3 separate regions of the Homo sapiens genome follow, and all the other regions are linked to region 2. The links are chromatin loops, found by intact Hi-C in ENCODE. Cell type or tissue: mammary epithelial cell. All regions are shown on one strand. Region 1 overlaps SHROOM3 (shroom family member 3). Region 2 overlaps CCNI (cyclin I). Region 3 holds the start of SOWAHB (sosondowah ankyrin repeat domain family member B).

Evidence for each region. Peaks named below come from ENCODE experiments on the same cell type or tissue, not always from the same donor. Only the 100,000 strongest peaks of a DNase experiment are listed, where the experiment ranks them.
Region 1: a loop joins it to region 2, with 4 times the contacts of the local background. A loop is called at or near these places in 4 of 110 quality-filtered maps.
Region 3: it touches region 2 in a loop (3-fold over the local background); 9 of 110 quality-filtered maps call a loop at or near these places.

What each region holds. Positions count from the first base shown.
Region 1 is chr4:76,779,933-76,787,932 of GRCh38, reverse strand. SHROOM3 (shroom family member 3) reads right to left here. Exons shown (of 11, transcript NM_020859.4): 11 at 4,680-8,000. All of the region lies in intron 1 of SHROOM3-AS1 (SHROOM3 antisense RNA 1), which reads left to right. Among named protein-coding and RNA genes, the nearest start is that of SHROOM3-AS1, 19 kb to the left of the region's middle. RefSeq lists enhancers at 336-835, 836-1,337, 5,703-5,997, 5,731-6,100, 5,232-6,191 and 1 more and silencers at 3,386-3,455, 3,506-3,555, 3,566-3,635. In mammary epithelial cell, a CTCF peak has its summit at 3,504; DNase peaks (open chromatin) are centred at 4,912 and 5,752; H3K4me3 peaks cover 511 bases; H3K27ac peaks cover 4,143 bases.
Region 2 is chr4:77,041,544-77,049,543 of GRCh38, reverse strand. It overlaps CCNI (cyclin I), which reads left to right. Exons shown (of 7, transcript NM_006835.3): 7 at 882-2,389. The coding sequence ends at 1,325. Among named protein-coding and RNA genes, the nearest start is that of CCNI, 30 kb to the left of the region's middle. In mammary epithelial cell, CTCF peaks have their summits at 2,321, 3,888 (motif pointing left) and 4,821 (motif pointing right); no DNase peak of the experiment used is centred here.
Region 3 is chr4:76,893,327-76,901,326 of GRCh38, reverse strand. SOWAHB (sosondowah ankyrin repeat domain family member B) reads left to right here and starts at 3,183. Exons shown (of 1, transcript NM_001029870.3): 1 at 3,183-7,175. The coding sequence starts at 3,478. The coding sequence ends at 5,859. RefSeq lists silencers at 3,023-3,092, 3,163-3,462, 3,723-3,832. In mammary epithelial cell, no CTCF peak of the experiment used is centred here; a DNase peak (open chromatin) is centred at 3,076; H3K4me3 peaks cover 2,525 bases; H3K27ac peaks cover 158 bases; H3K27me3 peaks cover 437 bases.

The sequences.
Region 1 (8,000 bases), 260 kb after region 2:
ATCCCTGCAATCTGGGAACTTGAGCCAATAGGGCTCAGTGGCAACTCAGGTCCCATAAGGTGACCGTGTAGTAGTGACTCTAAACTAAGCTTATCTAACTTATGGTGTGTGGCCACATGTGGTTCAGATGACTTTGTATGTGGCCCAACACAAATTCATAAACTTTCTTAAAACATTGAGTTTTTTTTTTAAGCTTGTCAGCTATTGTCACCTTTCGTTAGTGTTAGTGCATTTTACGTGTGGCCCAAGACTATTTTTCTTCCACTGTGGCCCAGGGAAACCAAATGATTGGATACCCCTCCTCTAGACCATGGGATGGTGGGACCCGGCAGTGTCCCAGAGTGAGAGGCCAGGTGCGGTGGCAGCAAGTGTCCCAGAATGGTGGAGCACATCTCTCATTTGGGCCTTGGGGGAGCAGGGAACAGCAAGTGATATCTTCACTTCCCAAGAAGAGGGGCATCTCAGCAGTTTGTACTTGAGGGAGCTAGTCCAGCCCCAAGGAAGCACAGGGTACTGGAGTTGTTTGGCCTGTAGGGCAGGGTGTCTCACCTCAACCACTGCTCTATTTCCCTGGGATATGGGGTACTACATCAGCTCAGCCCTGGAATCACAGCTGCTCAGCTTGGCCAAGGCACCGATTCCCCAGGGGCTGTGCTGCTTCAGGACTGGGAGGCATGACTGTTCTGGGTGGCTCAGGGACCATTTCCCTCAGTTGCAGGGCCCTGCATCAGCGTAAGTCCTAGGGTGCATGGCTGCTCTGCGTGGCAGCCAAGGCATCATTTCTTGGGATGCAGAGTGCTGCTTCAACTTAGGCATAGGGGAAGAGTGGCTGCTCTGAACGGCTTAGGTACTGTTGCTGGGAGGCAGGGTGCCACTTCAGCTCCGGCCTGAAAGGGCAGGGGTAGGGGTAGGTGGAGTGACTCCACCTCTGCTTGGCCCTGGGGAAGGCTGTAACAGCTACTTGCAGCTCAGCTTGGGGATGTCAGGCCACTGGGATGGGGTGGTTTAGTGGCAGCTTAGCCTCAGGGATGAAAGGGAGCCGTGGCTATGCACCCCTGGAGCAAGACACACTCCAGCTGTAGTTTTAGTTCCAAGATGGTATAGCGCAGCAGCCACATGGGCCGTGGGGCACAGCATGGTGTTGGCTCCTTCTCTGGGAGGAGCACGCTATGTGGACTCCAGGCAGCTCCCCCAGCTGGGTTGAGTAACTGTGAGGACTGCAGGGGACTCCAGTGGTGAGGTTTGTAGATATCCAAGGTGCTGATGGGGATTTATGGAATCCTCTTACCTCCTCACCATAAGAAGAAGTTCTTCCTGGTTCCCAGCTAGTCCCAGTTTGGGGACAGGGCAATAGAGGCCCAGGATTTCCTTCCATTCTCTTTGGCCATCCTGAATTTCTCTGCTCACTGGGGTTTCTGTTACTTCTCTGATGCACCGTCCCTCACTTATTTTTGTTAAAATGTAGTTGTTTATTCATTGTTCTGGTTGTCATTGTGAGAGAGACGAGCACCAGGGGCTTCCAGTTGGCCATCTTGCTCAATGCCACGAATCTCCTGTAGATAGAAGTCTTTATTTGGTACTTTCTACTGATTTCTGATCAATATGATCTGAAGAGCTGTAGTTCTACTTTTGTTAGCAGACATACCATATATCTTCTCAATTACCTGTGTGAATGCACATATTTAATCATCCAGAGTCATGATGAACACACAGTTTTCCTGCTGTACCTCCCTTCCTACACATGCGTCTCTCTCATCTACCTGTAGAGGCACATTACTTAACCACACCGTAAATTGATTTTCTTAGTTTCTTCTTCCTAAGCACATTACTCCTTAGTTAGCTTTTAACCAACATTTGCAAGAAGGACTTACAATTTGTTTTGTTTGTTTGTTTGTTTGTTTGTTTGAGACAGAGTCTCACTCTGTTGCCCAGGCTGGAGTGCAGTGGTGCGATCTCATCTTACTGCACCCTCCGCCTGCTGGGTTCAAGCAGTTCTCCTGCCTTGGCCTCCAGAGTAGCTAGGACCACAGGCATGCACCACCACACCTGGCTAATTTTTTTTTTTTTTCAGTAGAGACGGGGTTTCAGCATGTTGGCCAGGCTGGTCTCGATCTCCTGACCTCAAATAATGCACCCACCTCAGCCTCCCAAAGGGCTGGGATTACGGGCTCACTCTGTCTCAAAAAACCAAAACAAAACCAAAACAAAAAAACAAAAAACACATTGAGTGATACATTATCAAACTGAGGTTGACCTTTTGAGGCAACTTGGAAGATGTTGTTTGTTCTTTTTATCCTAAGCTTAAGTTCCTTTTCTGCCTATCTACTTTCACTGGAAGGAGACATCCGACTACCTCCCTGCCTTTTAATAAATCTGCTCTAAACCATTGCATACAAGGTTAGGTATTCTATTTCTTTTTTTTCTTTTAATCTTTGAGGGAAGATGGGCTTTTAAAATTCTCATTTCCGTATCCATGAGCTGCCTTTGAATTGTTCCTTTTTATCAAATCAATTTTTATTACTACAAAATAAAGCCAATTCCTATATTCTGTTCTAATTAGAGATGAGGAATAGTTCTCATTCACTCTTACATATATTTAAACAATATTGCAACATCTTCTTTATATTTATTAAAATTTAAAATGAGGTGAGATTCTTAATTTTTCTTTCAAATTAAAACAAACAAACAAAACACCTGGGCATGGTGGCTCATGCCTGTAATCCCAGCACTTTGGGAGGCTGAGGCAGGAGGATTGCTTCAGCCCAGGAGTTTGAGACCAGCCTGGGCAACATAGGGAGACCCCATCTCTGCCAAAAATATTTTAAAAAATTAGCCAGGTGTGGTGGCTCATGCCTGTGGTCCCAGCTACTTGGGAGGCTGAAGCAGGAGGATCGCCTGAGCCTGGGAGTTCGAGGCTGTGGTGAGCTATGATTGCACCACTGAACTTAATGTATAAATATGAATCATTTTGGGAATAAATGAACAGGAAAGTATGACAGTTGCAGATGTTGAGATAGAGAAAAACATATGTGGAGACACACCAAGAGAGACGTAGACACATACAGAGGTATACAGAGGCAGAGCTAGGCAGAGAGAGACCTCAACAGAAACAAACCTTAGACATGCTCTTAAATCGGCCTGAATCTAAATCTATTGATTTAGATACTTTGAGTAATATAGGTGTATGGAGCATGTTTAAAGAAAACATAAATGAGAAACTGCTTTCCTTTTGACACCTCCTTCAAGAGATATGTTGGCCATTTTATAGGCACTGTTTTATTATCTGAGAAATGGTTCTTACAGAATCAGCAACTATAAAATTACATGTGGTATCAGAAGATAATGCCAGGGTATATATGTAGAACAATGTGTCTGTGACGGCTATCAATTTATTGGCTCAGCTCTGGAATAACCCTTCAATCAAGTGTCTGTGTAATGGGCAGGGTCCTTTTAAGCATCTTTTACAGTCAGCACGATGTTAAGCTCTCTCCATAGGGGGTGCTGTTGGGGCCCTTTGTGGCTGCTGCCTTATGGGTCAGTGGTATGGGTGTGAGGACATCTGATGGAGTTCTCTTCCAACCACTGCCTACAATTGGTGGTGCCTTGGGACCTTGAAGCCTCATTCTGGCCATAACCTTCTCCTGGGCCTGTGGATTACAAACTTGAGCCCTGAAAGATTCCTGCTGCATCAGTGCCCGGAAGGCCTTCTGCCAACACTGGCTCCTCACTCTCTGAAGATCCTGTGAGGATCACCTGTGACCTGGAGGGTTCCCACTGGGCAGCCACGCCTGCTGCAGGCCCCCACTCTGTGCACAGCCAGGCTGTTGGTTGCTGGTGGACTGACCCAGCCTGCACTCTGGAGGGTTGCTTCCTATGCGCTCAGGGACTGCAGACCAGTTCCAGCCTGGGCAAACCAGCTAACTTCCCTGCTATGTGGGTCGAGTTCAGTTCTCCAAGGAGGTCTGAACCTCAGGCTTGGGACTCTTTCCCAGTTTGTCTTTCCTTGAGTACTCTTCCTTAGCTCTAGGGTACCAGAGAGAATTTCCTTATGTCCTATAGTCACTCGTTTATCAGAATTTAATAACTCTTTATATAAATATTTCCCCTGTTCAACCTACTGTAAAGCAATAGCAATACCAGTGTTTAAGCAAGAAATACAGCTGCCTTTCCACCTAGAGAATAATTTATAGAATGAAGTAGGAATCAATGAGCCAGTTTTTTCATTCACAACTTTCTTCTTGCCTAATTTTGATTTTAGAGTTTCAAAATTGGGTGACAGCTGCTTTCATTTCTCAAAGAAAATGAACACAGTCTTGTTTCATTAGCTAAATTGTCAAATCCACACCAAGGAGAGGTTCTAACTCATATGTAGGATAACATTTGTGATGAAGCAACAGGAATCTGATTCCCACTAAATCAGTAAAGTTCCCACTGAAAAGGCCAGTTGATTAATTTCAGTCAGGGCAGAACTTAAAATTACTGGCAATGTGTGATAAAACTGATTCCTTTTGAGGAAAAATAATTAGTGCAATTAAATCTGAATAAGTGCATAACTTGTTTAAAACAGATCTAAAAAAGAGTAAACAGGGAACAAAATCTGTATCACAACCTTGGGGATTATATAAAAGTAGTGGAGACAGTATAAACTTATATAGCTAATAGAATAAATATGACAGGACTTTCAACTTCTGAGGTTATTTTTATTTTTAAATTTAACTTCAATTTCTGTTTATTTAAATTTTAAAAATTATTCAGATTATTAAATTCATGTTAGTCTTATTGTGATCATAACAGTAGGAACTGTACAGATGATTGGTAGTGGCTCTCAAATGTTAAAATACATCAGAATAACATGGGAAACCTGCTGAAATGCAGTTTCCAGCAGACTTGGTTTTGTCATAGCAATTGGTATTTTTAACAAGCATTCCAAGGATTCTGATGCAGATCGTATCCTGACCACACTTTGAGAAACCATTATTTAGTTTCTGAATGAGCTCCCCATTAAGAAATGTGAAGTTTTATTTAAAAATTAATAAGACAACCCTTTCTGATATTAAAATGGTCTTTATCATTTTATCCTATGCATCCCAAAGAGTTAAGGCAGCAGGAAATACTTTGTTCCCGATAATATATTCCTGTGTAGAAAAGCCCCTTCACATTCACTTGACCACTTTTTATACCTTGTAGGAAATGAAGTTATTTCTGGCTGTAGTTATTCCTTTTTCTAATAGTAAGGTGAATAAAATTCATGTTGTTCTAAAAGGAAAATAATAACTCCAACCTAACAATGAAGCCAGCACTACCATGGACAATTAAACTGAAGAGAAGTAAATTTGGAACCACATAAGAATAAAAAGCCAACATTTCCTTGGGTATCCAGAGACCCAGTATCTTAATAAGAGATGCCTGAATAACATACAAGTTTAAAGGTAGAGCTTAAAGCATATATTTACCATTTAAACTCATGAATTATTTTAGATGAGATATTAACAGTGGAGGAATAGGAAAACTGGGATGTCCCAGGTTGTTTCTCCTTTATAGCTCCCTCAAAGGACCTCAGTTAAGCCCACACTCCTCACCTTAAAAGACAGCCACTGATTCTTAGGGGTGGACCCAAACTTGTTAATCTTCTAGTCTGGAAACCAGCTGTGCAAAACAAACCCTAAAATGTTCCCATAGAGCAAAGGAAAAGATGTTTGGTTTCGACAGCATCTGGTCTCATAGAGAAACTCAGGCACTTTCACTGTGGATCCTCCCTTCATTCTTTGGGGTTAAGTGGCCACCGCAAGAAACAAAACAGCATGAGAAATGGCTGAGTCAACCAACATGTAGTGACATGCCCAGGAACTTCTCAAGTGGCCCAGGAAGTGGAGGCCTCCTGATTTTCTCGCAGGACATTGTCCTTTCCTGGAACCTTGCGGGTGGCTGGAGTATCTGCATTTGGAGTATTGCAAGATTATCTCACCTGAGTTCTGACCAGAAGTGTATCTCCAAAATTATCACATCCACAAAGACAATTATTGACTGTGAGCAAACATTCTCAGTGACATCACGCGTATTCTGAAACCCTGACCAACAACATGCTCCTTACTGTTCTCATGGTCTTGGCAAAGGATACTGTTGGGAGAAAGAAGAATGGTTTCTACTGTAAATGAGTTTTTAAAAATAGTGGGAGAAGAATGCAAAATAGGAAAGGGATAAATACATAGATTTCTAGCTAAACGCATTTAAAAGGAAACTTTGAAAATTTGGTTAGTGATTTCTTTAAAGTACAGAGGTCAAGTCCTATTACAATAAATATCACATCCACCTAAAAATTAGATTTCAAAGTCTCACTTGGTGCCTTACCCATTTCACATAACAGAACAAAGTTTCCACATAATGAAAGAATGGACACAATCCTAGGAGTGTCACAAGCTTTCAGATGTTTGTGGCATGCCAAGCAGCATTGCCTGTTACTGTGCTGTGGGAGTCAATTACTTTTATGTCTATAAATTAGAAAAGTGGCTGGGTGAAGTGGCTCATGCCTGTAATCCCAGCACTTCTGGGACCAAAGCGGAAGGATCCCTTGAGCCCAGGAGTTTGAAACCAGCCTGGGCAACATAGCGAGACCCCCGTCTCTATAAAAAATCAAAAAATTAGCCAAGCATAGTGGTGCACACCTGTGGTCCCAGCTACTTGGGAGGCTGAGATGGGAGGATGGCTTGAGCCTCAGAGGTTCAGACTGCAATGAGCTGTTATCGCACCACTCTGCACTCCAGCCTGGGCAACATAGTAAGACCCTTTCTCAAGAAAATAAATAAAAATTTTTGAGAAAGACTGAATATGTAAAATGTTCCCCAGTCAAATCCCGAAAAATGGTCATCTCGAAGAGTGTTGGGAACTGGGAGCCCCCTGGATTCCTCTGAGGAATTTCACTAAGAATAACTGTAGACGTTTGCTGGCTGTCTTCCACCTGGCTTGGCTTGTGAGGGCTCATTCAGTATCAGCAAGACACACAGGTAGTTACTGATGGAGTTAATTTCAGGCTCCCATGTTGGCCTAAGACTGATGACCATGCAGTGTGGCTGTTGAATGCTGTCACTGGTTCTACTGCTTTCCTGGGAGACAGGACCTCTGAATGAAAACATCCCTGGGAAACCAAGGTGCTGTCTTATTTGTATCAATGGAGTCATGCAGTATATAAGCTCCAAAGAACAAAGCCATAGCTTTGGTTGACTATGCAAAGGAAACTTCTGGGTGGCCAGTTGTTTATAAGTTAATCAAAAGACATCTCTACTGGAGACCCAAACTACAATTTTGATATTCTTACATAGGAGATAAAACTTCATTAAGTAATGAAAATGTACTAAGGGGAGAAGGAGCATTTGGTTCCCTTGTCATTTTTTTTTTTTTTTTACTTCAAAATTTTACTCCCCCAATTTTCTAAGACTGGCTACTATGAAACTCGTAAGCCCAAATCAACAAAGGTGGCCACCAGCCACAGATCAAACGTGAAAAAACAAATCTACCTCTAGCACAGCCTGGGATGTACTACCTGCTCAAAGTATAAGGCTACTGCCATCTCCAGCAGCTGTAAACATAGCCTGGCTGCCAGCCCATAACCTCCTCAGCCTTCCAGTTTGTTTTTATAAGCTTACAACTGGGGCTACAGAGTAACCTCTGAAATGTTATTATTGAAACATGATAAAGCAAAATCAGTCTTCAGAGGTTAAGGAGGCAGTTTTTAATCAAAGTGTGGTCAACAGGTTTGACATTTTAGAAAACATTTTTTTTTTTTAAAGCATCATTAAAACAGCCTCAATAAACAGGCCGTATTTAGCCCAAATCTTGTTCAGGAGAACAGCATGGGCTCCGTTTGAATTTTGTTGGATTCTGGACGTCCTCCTCCTATTATATAGGTCTGAGAGTTGTCTTTGTTAATAAAATTTAGCTTTGTTTCCCCACCAGTGATAATGACATGAAGCACTAGGAAATGATGCAATAACCGCAGTGCATGA
Region 2 (8,000 bases):
ACCATGTCCTGCTAATGTTTTGTATTTTTAGTAGAGAAGGGGTTTCGCCATGTTGGCCAGGCTGGTCTGAACTTCTGGCTTCAAGCGATCCACCTGCCTTGGCCTCCCAAAGTGCTAGGATTACAGGCATGAGCCACCACGCCTGGCCATAAATATGTTAAAAGGTTGATATAGAAACAGATGACCGTGGCATTTAGAGTTTTGGGGTGTTGAGGGAGTCAGGGGTAACTCCAGAAAGGATTGATATCTGTGAATTGTCCTGAAGGGTAAGAAGGAATCAGCAAAACTCCCAAATTAAAAACTTTACCAAAAACATTTCATCTTAGTGCTAAGTCTACTATTTTCTACAAAATACATATTTCTAAATTTTTCATTTACTATTTTAAAATTCTTAGCTTCCCTCCTCATCCCTGATTAAAAAAAATTTTTTTTTTGCCCTTTGGCTTCTTACATTTTTAATGAATGTGTTTATGAGTACTTTGGACTCCACTGAAAAAAATTAGAAGAGGCCAAGAGAGTAGGATGAAGGGCCTTCCAGACAGGGGGAATAGACTGAAAAAAAAAAAAAAAAAAAAAAAAAACAGACGTTGGATACAAAAAAGTAGTTTCTGTTCTCATGTAAATGTTCAGCATACATTGCAAATACAAAACTCAAGTTCCAAAGATAATTATATTAGAAATACAGATTTGGACCTAATTTCTAAGATGATGTTGATGGATGGGTAGCTGGATAAATAAATGAGTTGGAGGTAGATGTGGGGAGAGAAAAGACTCAGCGGGGACGGAAAGCACAGGGAGGAAAAATGGCCACCAGAGATAACAGAGCAGCCTATGTTAATTAATGATCAACTGTGTGTGGCTTTTTTTTTTTCCTGGCCCAGATGGATAGCTCCCAGTTGATCCATTGTCGGGAGCTTGTGGCACATCACCTTTCTACTCTGCAGTCTTCCCTGCCTCTGAATTCCGTTTATGTCTACCGTCCCCTCAAGCACACCCTGGTGACCTGTGACAAAGGAGTGTTCAGATTACATCCCTCCTCTGTCCCAGGCCCAGACTTCTCCAAGGACAACAGCAAGCCAGAAGTGCCAGTCAGAGGTACAGCAGCCTTTTACCATCATCTCCCAGCTGCCAGTGGGTGCAAGCAGACCTCTACTAAACGCAAAGTAGAGGAAATGGAAGTGGATGACTTCTATGATGGAATCAAACGGCTCTATAATGAAGATAATGTCTCAGAAAATGTGGGTTCTGTGTGTGGCACTGATTTATCAAGACAAGAGGGACATGCTTCCCCTTGTCCACCTTTGCAGCCTGTTTCTGTCATGTAGTTTCAACAAGTGCTACCTTTGAGTGTAAACTAAGGTAGACTACTTTGGGAATGAGAACATGCAAAATCAGGAAAGGCTGTAGAAGGAAATATACCTTAACAGGCTGATTTGGAGTGAGCCAGAAAAAAAAAATAAAACTCTCATTATTTGTGTGGCTAATTATAATTCAGCGTTATTTAAGCACATAAAGACCAAAAAAAAAAAAAAGAAATCCAAAAGATCCAAACTTTTTTTAAACTTAAAAAATCTCTTTGTAGTATGTCAGTTGCACTTTTTTTCTGCCATAATGTAACGTAGCTTGCCCCGTCAAAAATTCAATTAAAATTCATGGCCAGCAATCCTGTTCCCCCTCAGCATCCTGATTTAATTTTCCTGTTGCTTTTGCTTGCTTCTCCATTTAATAGTTACTGAACTTTATGCATGTTGATCTATATTGATTTTCACTGCAGTTGAATGAACAAATTATTTCAGTGTGACAGCCATGACTCAAGTTCCAATTAGTCTGAAAAGGGTACTTTGGAATTGTCCCATATTAATCAGAGATGGCAAAAGAAAAAGTTCTCATATTACCAGGTTGATTTTGTGTCTCATTTCAAATTTTAATTTAAAATTATGGTTTTCATTTTTGTTTACCTTAAAGTGATGCTTAAAAGTGGCATGTAATTAGGACACTTAGGTTTGTTGAAAGCATTTTCGACATTTGTATAAAAGAATTTGTGATAAATATATCCAGGTGCTCACCAAAGAAACATGTATTAACAACTTAAATTAGATTTTTCTAACTGATAGTTTTCACTCATTTATAATCAGTAGGAGAGACTGTCTAGATGTTGGGGCAGCTCTATGATTTAAGTCTGTAACATGTTATAACTGAATTTAGTACCCTAGTTTTGTTAAGCTATTAGGATTTTCTAATAGAACTTACTCCCCCTGCCTCCCCAGCCTTATGTTTCTTTTAATGACTTCTGGATCCTGAGCTCCCTTTGCAGTCTGAAAAAGGTATTGCAGTCAGAACTGTGTACTGATGATAAAAGCCTCTGGTAGCAATAAAAAGTTGTCCTTAACTTTTGTTTTTGTGACTTTTTTCTGGTTGTGAAGAGGTACAGGTTCCTGATTGGCTAGGCACTGCTATTTCAACTAGAGAAAACAATAGAAAGACCAAGAATACACTTACTGAAAATAAAACATGAAGAGGATCTGAATGTGATCGAGGGATATAGGTTTTAGACATAAGAATTTTTCTTTCGTGATATTTTTTCACTGGTGCACTGTGAATCCTCCAAATAGTAAATTTACATCTTAATGTGACTGCTTGTGAGAGTAGGCTCAGACCCCTATCTTTAAAATGTCATTTTTAGCCATTTTGTAATGTTCAGATTTAGCAGAACAAGAGTATTTTCAGGTCATCATCTGATTTGTAAAAAATTCTTGTGGTAGGGTTGACTTACCTGTTTTATGACCTTAAAATCCAATTAAATGGGAAGCATTTACTCACATGTCAGTAAAGGGAGTGGGAGGGAAGATAGCAAAGGATTGGCTTCACAGATAGACATTTTAAAAATTTCTCATCCTGATCTTCATCTGTTTAATTCATCTGAATTGTAGGAGCTCTAAGAAGTTTACAACTGCATATGTTCATAGTATCTGTAAAATGATACAGATACTATGAAACTTCCTCCTATTTAACAGATGAGGACATAGTTGTGTTATGTAGACAGCTAGGGATAAAACTGAGTTTAGAGTCAGTATTTCATTTGTAGTCCAGTAGCTGCAAATTGAGCAGAATGTTAGAGGACAATAGGATTTTCACTTTTCAGTCTTAAGGTTTTCAACATTTACAAATTGCTGGTAAGTTAGTTTGGAACACAGCATTCTTCTCATGGGACACCGAATCAAGTGGGATAGTGGGCTGCTAGCCCTCATGCCTCAGAGCTTATTTAACCCATCGTTCAGTTCAGTGATAGTTTTGGAGACCTGGCCCTCAAAAGCACTGTTAAACCTTGGCCACCATTTCAGAGGACTGAGCCCACTTCCTCACAACTTACTGTGGGCCCTTAGAGAACTGTGGCTTGTGACAGAAAGAGCCTAGTATTCTTGAACAGTGTAGAACTTTTCATTAAGAATGTTCCGGTCGGGTGCGGTGGCTCACGCATGTAATCCCAGCACTTTGGGAGGCTGAGGCAGGCGGATCACGAGGTCAGGAGTTCAAGACCAGCCTGACCAACATGCTGAAACCCCATCTCTACTAAAAAATACAAAAATTAACCAGGTGTGTAATCCCAGCTACTCGGGATGTTGAGGCAGGAGAATCGCTTGAACCCAGGAGGCGGTGAGCCGAGATCGTGCCATTGCACTCCAGCCTGGGCAACAGAGGAAGACTATCAAAAAAAAAAAAAAAAAAAAAAAGTTCCTGCTGTTCAATTAGTTCCTTTTACCTGAAACTATTCTCAGCCTGTCCCAAGTTACTTGTGTTAAACTTTGGCATCACATCACAAACTCAAGATCCAGAAACTTGAGCACTCTGCATCATAATTGTCTTGTGCCTCCTGGTGGTTAAAAAACCTGTCGCTCCGTGAAGCCTCTGGAAAGGCAAGGGAATATACTTGATGGGGATAGTAGTTATTCTCTAATCCTCCATTCAACCAAAAAAAAAAAAAAAAAAAAAAAAACCTAAACATGTTCTAGCCCTTGAAGATCAGACTGGAAGCTAAATATTTTACTTCTTCATTCTCTACGAGATGAATATAAAGTTAGTTATATAGAGAACTATAAGTTTTCTCTACAGATAGACGATGTATTAGTTTGGAGGGAGAAGGGAAAGCTGGGAACGCAGAATGCTCCCAAATGTCAGTAAAAGGTCAAATATGACCAGTTTGTCATAAATGTTCCTGATGCTACCTTTGGCTGTGAAGGAAGGTAGAATGTAGCTCTTCACTCAGCCAAGTTGAAGAGAATCTGAACCTATGTTCTTGAGAGAATTAAGACACTGGTGTTTGTGCCCCCAAGAAATACTATGTATTTTCTCCTGTGTTATTAGAGTCAGCCACTTGTGTGTGTCCTCTGTGCTCTTTACAAACCTGAATTTTCAAGCTATTAAATTTACTCCTAGATTTCCTGAAGCAAGTTATGCTTGAGCATTAGTGCCCAAAGCAGCATGGTGGCTTTTCACTTGAGAAGAAAATGTGGTTAAGCTACTGATGTACAGCCAACATGATGAGGAGCTTATCTTTATCTAAAGTAGTTTGCACATTTTCAACTGGAAAGCGAAGATACTATGTCACAGGTTCTCACAACCAACCTGGCAGAATGCATCCCCAGTTTAACAGGGTTCAACTTCTAACTCATCTCAAACGTTTACCCTTTCTATTTGACATCATGAAGTTTTGTCTAACATGTAAATGTTACTTCTAAAGCCTCGAAAATTCTTTCAGTCTTTATGTTGAGGAGAATGTCTCCTATACCTGTTATCAAATAATGCTATGAGTTTTGGCCACTAGATGGTGCTTTTAGAAAAATACAGCATCTTTTTCAATTTCTGGGAGAAATTGAGTTGAGTTTACTGTATGTTAGTGAGCAGTTGAACACTCATCTGGTTGCTGAGCCAACTGTGTTGGCTTAGTTAGAAGTTCATATTACTTAAGGTACAGGAGGCCTGTGTGTGTGAGAGACAGGGAACTTTGGCAAGATCAGCCAGGGTTAAGGGGCAGATGGTGACTGGATACCACGTTTCAGACCAAGAAAAACCAGAACCAGTCTTACAAATCCCAATTAGTGAGTTGTGTGGTTCTGTAAAGTAGCCTAGAAATACAATTGGGAAGGCTTGAATATAGCCAAGTCCCAAAACCTTGCTGCTTTCAGTTTGAATTGGATTTGGCCAATCATTAGGAGAGAAAAATTGAAGAGCACGCTTACTTAGCACAGCTTGCATCAAGAAATAGCAAGTTTTCCCTCACCATATTTAGTGGCTTTTATGATGTACTCGTATGTAAGACCAATGTCAGACATAACTCTCCCTTGTGCCAGTTTTACTTTAAAAGGCGTAATAAGATAACCAAGAATGTCTTATCAGAGAAATTTGAGAAGAACTCACTTTTTTAGTTCCTAAGAGCCTCTGGAGTTAAGGATGAAATGAGAAGGATGAAATGCCTTTCTCTTAACTCTAGAAGTATAGCCTTCATACCAGATCAAATGCCAGAATTGTTGACCTTATTGTGTTACACAACAGTAAGGTTGTAAAAAAGCAGTTTGAATAGCCCTAGGCCTAGTGAACTGGTCTCCCATTTCTTGGAAATAGCTTATTTTGTTAGGCAATAGGACACTCCAGAATGAAGGCCAACTTTAGGCAAGCAGCCACGACAAAGTGACTGGTGGGGAGCAGAATCCTTTTTGCTTTTCAGGATATGATCTATCTTCAGCAAACGACTTAGCATAGAAAAGGCTTGCCTTTTCTTTCTTTCACTCTTAACGTTGCTGTGCTTATATGAGTTATACAAGTTCAATTCATAGTGCATGGCTAAATCCCCAGTACCTAATGTAGGCCTGGTGCAGTATACACAATAAAGTATTTGGAAAGAGGGAAGGAGGGGTTGGGGGAAGATGGATGAGTGAATAAGAAAAAAAGACAAGGAAAGCTAGAACTGCAACTCTCCAGAGTTCTAAACACATTGTTCACAGTTAAGCCCAGCTCTTTTGTTTATATAAGAGACAGGGTCTAGGTCTGTTGCCCAGGGTAGAGTGCAGTGGCACGATCCTAGCTCACTGCAGCCTTGAACTCCTGGGCTCAAGCAATCCTCCCACCTCAGCCTCCTGAGTAGCTAGGACTACAGGCACACACCACCATGCCTGGCTAACTTTAAAAATTTTTTTAAAGATACGGTCTCACTATGTTTCCTAAGCTGGTTTCAAACTCCAGGCCTCAAGTGATCCTTCCACTTCTGCCTCCCAAAGTGCTGGGATTACAGATGTTGAGCCAATGCACCTGTCTAAGCCCAGCTCTTTATGGAATGTTATTCTGCTCCCCGTTCCCCACCCTCAAACACACACATTTATTTGTTCTTTTGTGAGACAGGGACCAAAAAAATCTTGTTATAATAGCCTTTGCCTCCCCGGTCTAGGTGCCATAACTTTGGAAGAAACTTTCCACAATGGACTGAAAGGCTATTCATCTCACATCCCTACAAGTAACTGATTTGAGGCAGATGTGAAATCTTTTGTACCTCACGTGATGTTCCACTGACAACCAATAGGTCTCATTTATATATAGCTGTTAATCAGGAATAGCAAGGTAGGAAAGGGAGATGAGTAGACACCTAGGCTCCCAATTAGTCTTCTCAAATTAGCACATGCAACCTGGGCACAGTAGCTCATGCCTGTAATCTCAGTATTGTGGGCAGCTGAGGTGGGAGGAATGCTTGCGGCCGGGAGTTTGAGACCAGCTTGGGCAACATGAGACCCCATCCCTACAAAAAATAAAAAAATTAGCCAGGCATAGTTGCTGATGTCTATAGTCCTACCTACTCAGGAGGCTGAGGTGGGAGGATTGCTTGAACCAAGGAAGTCAAGGCTGCAGTGAGCTGTGATTATGCCACTGTACTTCAGCCTAAGCAACAGAGTGAGAGTCCAATAAAGAAAAAAAAAATTAATACAAGCAATCCCTTCACCAGCCCTGGGTATGCCAGTTGCTTGCTGGAGATTGACCTGAAAGACAGATGGCATCCTTCGCAAAAACTAGATACCATGGTCTTAAAAATTCAAGCACTAGGAACTCTGAAGTGAGCCACACTGCCATCACTGTCAGTCTCCAGGTGGGAAGATAAGTCAGTTGTGAAACAAAAGGTTTTAAAGGTGGCTTAAAAAAACTTTAATAGTCTTTTGTGTTTTTTATTTTATTATTATTTCTGAGACGGAGATGTGCTTTGTCGCCCAGGCTGGAGTGCACTGGGGCGGCCTTGCCTCACTGCAACCTCCGCATCCTGTGTTCAAGCGATTCTCCTGCCTCAGTCTCCTGAGTAGCTGGAATTATAGGCACGCGCCACCATGCCTAGCTAATTTTTGTATTTTTAGTAGACACAGGGTTTTACCATGTTGGTCAGGCTGTTTTCAAACTCCTGACATCAAACAATCCACCGGCCTCAGCCTCCCAAATGCTGGGATTGCAGGTGTGAGCCATCGCACTTAGCCACGTATTTGTTTGATACCAGACCTGTTTACCCATAATCTGGGCCAATAGCAGGCCAAAAATAAATAAATAAATAAATAAATAAATAAATAAATAGATAGATAGATAGATAGATAACCAAATAAGAAGGAACTTGATAAGCACTGTTGACGGGAAAAGAAGTTCGGTCAATTATTGGGGGTGAGGACCTGTTTCTATCTGTCCAGCTCAGTGCATAACCATTGAGAAAGTTGGATCTCTCCTTTACACGTGTGCTGGGCTAATCTCAAGGAGACCATCTAGACTATGCTCGTATTAAGGCAGAGTCTGTATCTGAAAAGAACTAATATTTGTTTAAGATTGATGAAGAACAAAAAGCCTATTACCAATGGAAACAGGTTTAGATGGCTCACTTCTCCCTGCTTTGCTTTTCCACAATCTTGTTTGAGATAAGCCAGTAATTTTTATTGCTAGTAATTATACCCAAGATGGTTTCACATCCCTTACTTGGTCAGCCA
Region 3 (8,000 bases), 150 kb after region 2:
AACTTTTTTCCATATTTTAACATCTCTAAAATCACAATGTGTCATACAATCAATGGTTCTTAGGTTTGGTTACATACAACATTGTTCTACAATGTACTCTTTTTACTTATTAATATTGGTCATGATTCCAAACCAACACTTACTTCCAGGAGATCTTTCTAAAGTACAAATCTGGTCAGGTTGCTACCCTTGGGAAAATTCTTCCAAGCCGCCCCTGCCCCCAAAGCCCTTCATCTTCTGATTCCCATCTACTTTTTCCCTTTCCAGCACATCCACACACATCGTCTTCCTTAAAGCCAAACAGGCCAAGCAGATCTATTGGCAGTTCATTCCCCAAATAGCGATGCTAAGCCAGCTCTTTGCCTTCGCACCAATGTTTTTTCTGCCTTAAAGCCTATTCTCACCTTTTTACTCAAAGTTAGCTCTTTTCTTTTCTTTCTTTGTTTGTTTTTTTTTTTTGTTTTTTTTTTTTTTGTTTTTTTTTTTTTTGAGACGGAGTCTCGCTCTGTCGCCCAGGCTGGAGTACAGTGGCGCGATCTCGGCTCACTGCAAGCTCCGCCTCCCGGGTTCACGCCATTCTCCTGCCTCAGCCTCCCGAGTAGCTGGGACTACAGGCGCCCGCCACCACGCCCGGCTAATTTTTTTGTATTTTTAGTAGAGATGGGGTTTCACCATGTTAGCCAGAATGGTCTCGATCTCCTGACCTCGTGATCCGCCCGCCTCAGCCTCCCAAACTGCTGGGATTACAGCTGTGAGCCACCGCGCCCAGCCCCAAAGTTAGCTCTTACTGGAAAATTGTCCTGATCCCCCAAGCTGAGCCTGAGTTCTTCCTTTATGCACCTCCCCTCAACTTCACCAGTATGTGGTGCATGTCTCTGTTAAATCACTTAGCACTCAGGTTCATGCCATTTCTCTTGTTGCTCCTTACTAAATAGAGAGAAATAGTGAATTCTCAAGTACACTTTCTTCTTTATACCCATTTCCAACAGTGTCAGGGTAATGTAGGAGCTTCATAAATATTTTTGGAAATAATGAACTGTATATGTGGGAGGCAGGAAAATTCTCCCTGAGATAATGTAAAGAGCTTTCCAATTAACCACCTCTTTATCCTGGGACAAGAGAGAGAGAGAGGAGAAGGTCTGGACACCAAAGTACCTGGGAATCCAGAAATCTAAAGCAATCAGATTTTTTTTTCTTCTTTTTGGCTCCAATCCTATTAATTCCACCCTCAACTAAAAATGATCTGATTTCAACAAACAGATGCTTTATAATCTCCCCTCACCTGGCCCTCCACTTTCTTTCACTCTAGTCTTTTTATTTCCTTTGAGTCGAAACCTCAGTCCATATTATGGCTCTCTTTTGCAGTTAGCCCCTTATTTTGTAACCAGATGTTTTAAAAAGTAGCAAAGAGGGATTCTTTCCACTTGCCATTCTAAAATGCCCACTTGAGTCTTTCATTTGGTGTTCCTCCTGCCTTAGGTATGGACTCACCTTACTCAGTCCCAACAAGACTCTATACCAGCAAATAAACTCAAAAGAAAGCTGAAATTTAATACAAAACCTTAATTTTAAAAACTATCCTAAAGGCTTGATGTTATGTAGAGACATCAGTGAAAACCACTATCCCTCTCTCAACCCAGTATTGGGTTTGGATCCTAGAAAATGCCAAAAATAGACAAAAATGTTTCCAGTTCTTTTTTTCTGACCTAGATAATGTAAAACCAAAGATTCATTCCTGGAAAAGTGCTAGGGTATTTTTGGGGATTTAAAATCAAGCTCAGTTAATGTGGTCTATAGGGCAGTCACTAAGATTGGTCCATGCTAAAACATGTCTTTGTCAACAATTGTAGGGCCAACACACATACTTTCAATACTCTTTCTTGGCGAGAAGTATAGGAACTATGAGTAATCAGAAATAGAAGAGCAAAAGGAAAAGTGAAAAGATGAGAAGAGTCCATGAGAAAAGAGAGGCAAATTACAGGGAAGGAGAAAATCGAGGTTTTTGAATGGGAAATACAGTGGACATGAGAGGATCTGAGAAACAGACATATTTCCTGTCAGTAGAGGCCGAAGGTAAACAAGGATGTCGTGTAACAGAAAGAAATGGGAAGGCCAAGTTAAAGAAAAGAATGAGAGAAGGCTTGGAACTAAAACAGGTAAAGAGATAATGACAGTGAAAACTATCTCAGGCATGTCAACAGGACTGATAAGGAACAGTGAGGGACATCCAGGATCTCACATCAAAGACAGAAGGGTCAACATGTGGAGAGAGAAAAAGGAAGAGGGATCCCAGCTGTTAGGGGGAAAAGGTGCTGTTAAAGACAGCTCTAGTCTGCATTTTGAACCTTACATTCTGAAAGGAAGCACTTCACCAAGCCAATACAAAACACTGTACAAATCTCTGCTGTTCACAAATTTTAGAGTAAATAAAAGCAAACTAATGCTACACATCAAATACCTTAACTGGCGAGACATAATTCCTAGTTCATTTTAGCCGCCGGGGGCAAGAAGCTATCAAAGTGATTTTTTTTTTCCAGCACCTTAATGTGAGACAAGTATGAAGGAAAGACAAGTATGAAAGAAAAAGTCCCAAACCAATATTGCCCAGTAGTAATTTTCAGAGTGATTTCTCTTTTCAGTATAGACTTGGATGTATTCGGACCCCTTGGAGGGGGCGCCGGAGAAGCGGCCCAGAAAGTATTTCTATATTAAGAAAAATTTAGTTTGGATGCAAAGTGAGTTTTGCGGACCTCAATACAGCCTCGAGAAATCTGAAGTACTCCTCTACAGCGTTAATAAAGAAAGATAACTCAGATTGCCTGTTAACTTGCAGCTTCTCCTCCTCCCCCATCGGCTTCAGCCTGAACTCATCAAAGCACCGGAGGACAGGAACGGACCTTCTATCGCTTTTGTTTCCTGCGTGGCGGAGACTTAGAGGAACGGCCGGTCGCCTACCTGCCTTCCACTTCCCCGGCCGCAGAGCAGTTCGCTGCCGGCTCGGTTCGCCGCCAACCTCACCTACCGGCTGGCTCTCCGGCCTGACTCTTCTGGGATGGGTGGCAGGGGGTGGGGGAGACCTCAGGGGGCGGAGGGACACGAGGAGGCGGGCCTGACCCTTCCCCCAGAGGCAGGGAGGAGGTGCCGCCAGGGCGCAGGTGAAACCGACTCGGCCCTATCCCGGGAACTTTCGCTGTGAGGACTCGTTGCGAGAGGCTAGAGTCGCGCAGGGGCGGCCTCGGAGCCGCCCTCTCTCACGCAGACTGCCGCGGGGACTCAGCCTTGGGGCCACCCGGAGGGGACCCACGGCCCTCCTGGCGCGCTCACGGGCTGCGGGCAGCGCTGGCCTCCGCGGCTGATGGGGGCGGCTAGTGCCGCCCCGGGCGCAGGTGACACTCGCCCGGCCAGGGTTTCCTCTGGCTGGGGAGAGCCCCGGGAGGGCGAGACTCAGACACCTCTGGGGCGGAGGACAAGGCAGCGATGGCCCGAGAGCTGAGCCAGGAGGCACTACTGGACTTTCTGTGCCAGGCTGGGGGCCGCGTGACCAACGCTGCCTTGCTGAGCCACTTCAAGAGCTTTCTCCGAGACCCCGACGCGTCCCCCAGCCAGCACCAGCACCGCCGCGAGCTCTTCAAGGGCTTCGTCAACTCGGTCGCCGCAGTGCGCCAGGACCCCGACGGCACCAAGTACGTGGTGCTCAAGAGGAGATACAGGGACCTTTTGGGGGAGGAGGGGCTGCAGCGACCCCGCGAGCCGCCCGCGGCCGCCCCCAGTGCAGGGGGAGCTGCGCCCTGCTCCCCGCGAGGCGCGCGCCGGGGGGAGCCGCCCCAGCAGCAGCCCAGGCGGCGGCGGCGCGAGAAGGAGCCGGAGGAGGAGCCAGCAGGTGCAGCAGCCAGAGCCGCCGACGCAGCTTGCAATGGACTCCCGGGCAGCGACTCCCGTAGGGCGCCCGGGAAGGGCGGCGGATCGAAGGGCAGTCCCGGACAGAGGCCGCCGGTGCCCGCAGCTGCAGCGGCAGGGGCCCAGGCGAGAGCGAGCTGCGCGGCGGCGAAGACGCAGGGCCGCTGCTGCTGGGAATGCCTCCAGAACAACCTGGCTGTACTGCCGGGAGAGCTCGGCGCACTCCCGCACTCGGCCACCGCGGAGGAGAAGCCGGCACGGGCTCTGCCTGCCCAGGATGACCGCGGGGCTTCCAGGGAGCGGGAAGAAGGCGCGCTAGCTGAGCCGGCGCCTGTGCCTGCAGTGGCTCACTCGCCTCCCGCCACCGTCGAGGCTGCGACAAGCAGGGCTTCCCCGCCTGCTCTCCTGCCCGGCCCCGCTCCCCGCGGAGACCGGCCGGAGCTGCTGACCCCCAGCTCCCTGCATTATTCGACCCTGCAGCAGCAGCAGCAGCGCACTCGAGAGTGGGTGGCCAGGCACCCGCAGGTGCCCGAGGCCCGTGATCAGGGCCCTATCCGCGCCTGGTCGGTGCTGCCAGACAACTTCCTCCAGCTGCCCTTGGAACCCGGCTCCACGGAGCCTAATTCAGAGCCGCCAGACCCCTGTCTTTCCTCGCACTCTCTCTTTCCTGTTGTTCCGGATGAGTCCTGGGAATCCTGGGCGGGGAACCCTTCATTGACTGTCTTTCGCAGCATTCGTTGTCAGCTGTCCCTCCAAGATCTGGATGACTTTGTGGACCAGGAGAGTGATGGCAGTGAGGAGAGCAGCAGTGGGCCCAAAGACTCCCCGGGGGCTTCTGAAGAGGGGCTGCAGGTTGTCTTGGGAACCCCAGATAGGGGGAAGCTCAGGAATCCAGCTGGGGGCCTTTCTGTATCTCGGAAGGAGGGCAGCCCCAGCCGGAGCCCTCAGGGTCTCAGAAACAGAGGGGATGGTCACATCTCTCAGCAGGTCCCTGCAGGGGCTAATGGCCTTGCAGGCCACCCCCTGAAGCCTTTGCCTTGGCCAGTTCCTAAGTTAAGGAGGTCCCTCAGGAGGAGCTCTCTGGCAGGGAGAGCCAAATTGTCCTCCTCTGATGAGGAGTACCTCGATGAGGGCTTGCTGAAAAGAAGTCGGCGCCCACCTCGATCCAGGAAGCCCTCCAAGGCAGGAACGGCACCCAGCCCAAGGGTTGATGCAGGTTTATCACTAAAACTTGCAGAGGTTAAGGCTGTTGTGGCCGAGCGGGGTTGGCGACACAGCCTGTGGGTCCCCAGTGGGGAGGGGTCTGCAGCCTTGGCCCCCCACAGAACTTCTGAGCACAAATCATCCCTGGTTCCACTAGATGCCAGGGAGCATGAGTGGATTGTGAAGCTTGCCAGTGGCTCCTGGATTCAGGTGTGGACTTTGTTCTGGGAGGACCCTCAACTGGCCTTGCACAAAGACTTTTTGACTGGGTACACTGCGTTGCACTGGATAGCCAAACATGGTGACCTCAGGGCCCTTCAGGACTTGGTGTCTGGAGCAAAGAAGGCAGGGATTGTCCTTGATGTAAACGTGAGGTCCAGTTGTGGATATACCCCGCTGCACCTTGCAGCCATTCACGGCCACCAGGGGGTCATCAAATTGCTAGTGCAAAGGTTGGCTTCTCGGGTAAATGTCAGGGACAGCAGTGGGAAGAAGCCATGGCAGTATCTAACCAGTAATACCTCTGGGGAAATATGGCAGCTGTTGGGAGCTCCTCGGGGCAAGCCCATTTTCCCTGTCTATCCCTTAGTTGGAAGTTCTTCCCCTACCAGAAAGGCCAAGAGCAAGGAAATATCTAGAAGTGTCACCCGAAAAACTTCCTTCGCTGCACTACTCAAAAGTCAGCACAACAAGTGGAAACTGGCCAACCAGTATGAGAAATTCCACAGTCCAAGGGAAAGAGAAGAGTATAGTGACTGAGGTGGGTCTCTCTGTCCAACATGCAGGCAGCACTCCCTCATCCTGCTCAGTGAGAGAATTCAGGGGGAATAGAAAAGCTGCTGAGAGTTGGTAAAGAGGATGGTCGAGTGAGATGGTGTTGACCTCCCTGGATCTTATGTCACTACATCCTGGACCTCAAGAGGGTCATCCAAGCTTTTTGAAAGCTGAACTCCTTGACTGGAGAAACCTAGACAAGAGGCGGGGCCAGGTGCTTGATATCTAGGAGGCATTCTTCCTCTTCCCTTGCCACCATGGAGCTGGGCACAGTAAGCCATATTGTTTCCTGAAGCAGGAGTCCCAGGCCTTGGCTAGAGAGGGAACAGATGTCTAACAAAAAGAGAAGCAATTCGAGGAATTGATGAAGCACAATTAAAATCCTCTCTGGCTAGTAGCTCTCTGGCTTCTGTTCATTTGAAGAATAAATCTTGGCTGACAGTGGGAAGCACCAGGTTTGAAATCAGATGGCTTTATTTTTCTTTTTTTGGCATTTAAATCAGTGAAATAAAATTATTACTGGAGAGCACAGTTCGATTTAAGAGATTCCTCAGCCCTGTTCTCAAGTCTTCTTTTGAATTCCATGCATGGTGGTTAATGGGTAAAATGATTAATGCCTCCTTTGGGTCTTCTCACTGATCAGAGAAGCAGCTGGGTAAGATCCAGTTATGACTTGGACTCCATTCCTAAGAGGAATGACTGTCATTCAGGCCCTGCTTTTTTGTATCAACCCGAAGGGAACTTTCCAAATGTAAAAACCATGTGGCTCATTTACATAGTGACTGAAACCATCTTTCATGGAAACTCCCTGTGTAACAAACAGAATTATCGTTACTAGTTTTCAGAGGTTTGAATGGCCAACGTTTGTACTCATAAAAAGAGAGAAATGATTTCACTCTGGGGAAACAGTAAGGGTTAAGAGAATGCATCCTTACCAGGACTATCTAAGCCGCTAAATATAATTGTATTTGCACTAAACTTGTTGCCAATTAAGATTAAATATTAGCCTTTAAGTACTCTATATCTAACATGAAGTGCTCCTTTTTAATTGCTTTTGAAGAGACCGATAACTTGTGAGTTCATGGAGTGAGAAAATGGCTAGTCTATAAACGTCAGTAGAGCATCAAGATTTCAGAATAAGTTCAAAGAGGGCTGAAATACATGTTCAAGTGGAAATTGTTAATTTTTTATGGGAATGTTTTCATGAGATGTGACAATGATGCTGTATTTTAAGTCTTTTTGTGTTTCTTCTGGTTATTTGCCCCCATTAAAAGATCAATAGATCTTTATAATTTATTATACTTATGCTGATTACTGTTTTCTTCTTTACAAAATTATGTCTCAGCGAGTGCCAAATATTATTGTTTCTTTGATTTTTTACTTTATAATTTTGCTGAAATAAATACATCTCTTCTACTAGAAAAATAAGCATAATAAATAAATCTAAGAGCTTTTTTCCCAAAAGACCTATATAAGAGATGAAACTTTGTCAAATCAAAGCAAGAAAAATGGCAACCACAGATGGGACATAGTTTGAAGAGATAAAAAATTAAAAGAATACAATAGACATCTATGCAAATACTCTGGTAAACTAGTAAAAATTGTAAACTACTAGTAAGCTAGTGATATTTCATGGAAAAAATGTCAACTTTCTAAAAAAATCCAATGAATGCTTTTACTTTGTCATATTGTTATTACTACATCAATTTATTCAACAGATGTGTTTTGTGTAGTGCTGTGGGATTTATAAAGATGAGTGGGAGATGACCCCTCCTGTCTTGAAATTTAAAATCTGACAATATTACTGATTGCTTTATACCCTTTTTTTTTTTTTGAGACAGAGTCTCAAAAAAAGTTGAGGCTGGAAGTTGCCCAGACTAGAATGCAGTGGTGTGATCCTGGCTCACTGCAACCTTCGCCTCCCAGGTTCAAGCAATTCTTCTGCCTCAGCCTCCCGTGTAGCTGGGATTATAGGCAACCACCACCACTACTGGCTAATTTTTGTATTTTTAGTAGAGACGGGGTTTCACCATGTTGGCCAGGCTGGTCTCGAACTCCTGACCTAAAGTGATAAGTTGTATGTTTCAATATTCCCAAAGTGTTGGGATTACAGGTGTGAGCCACTG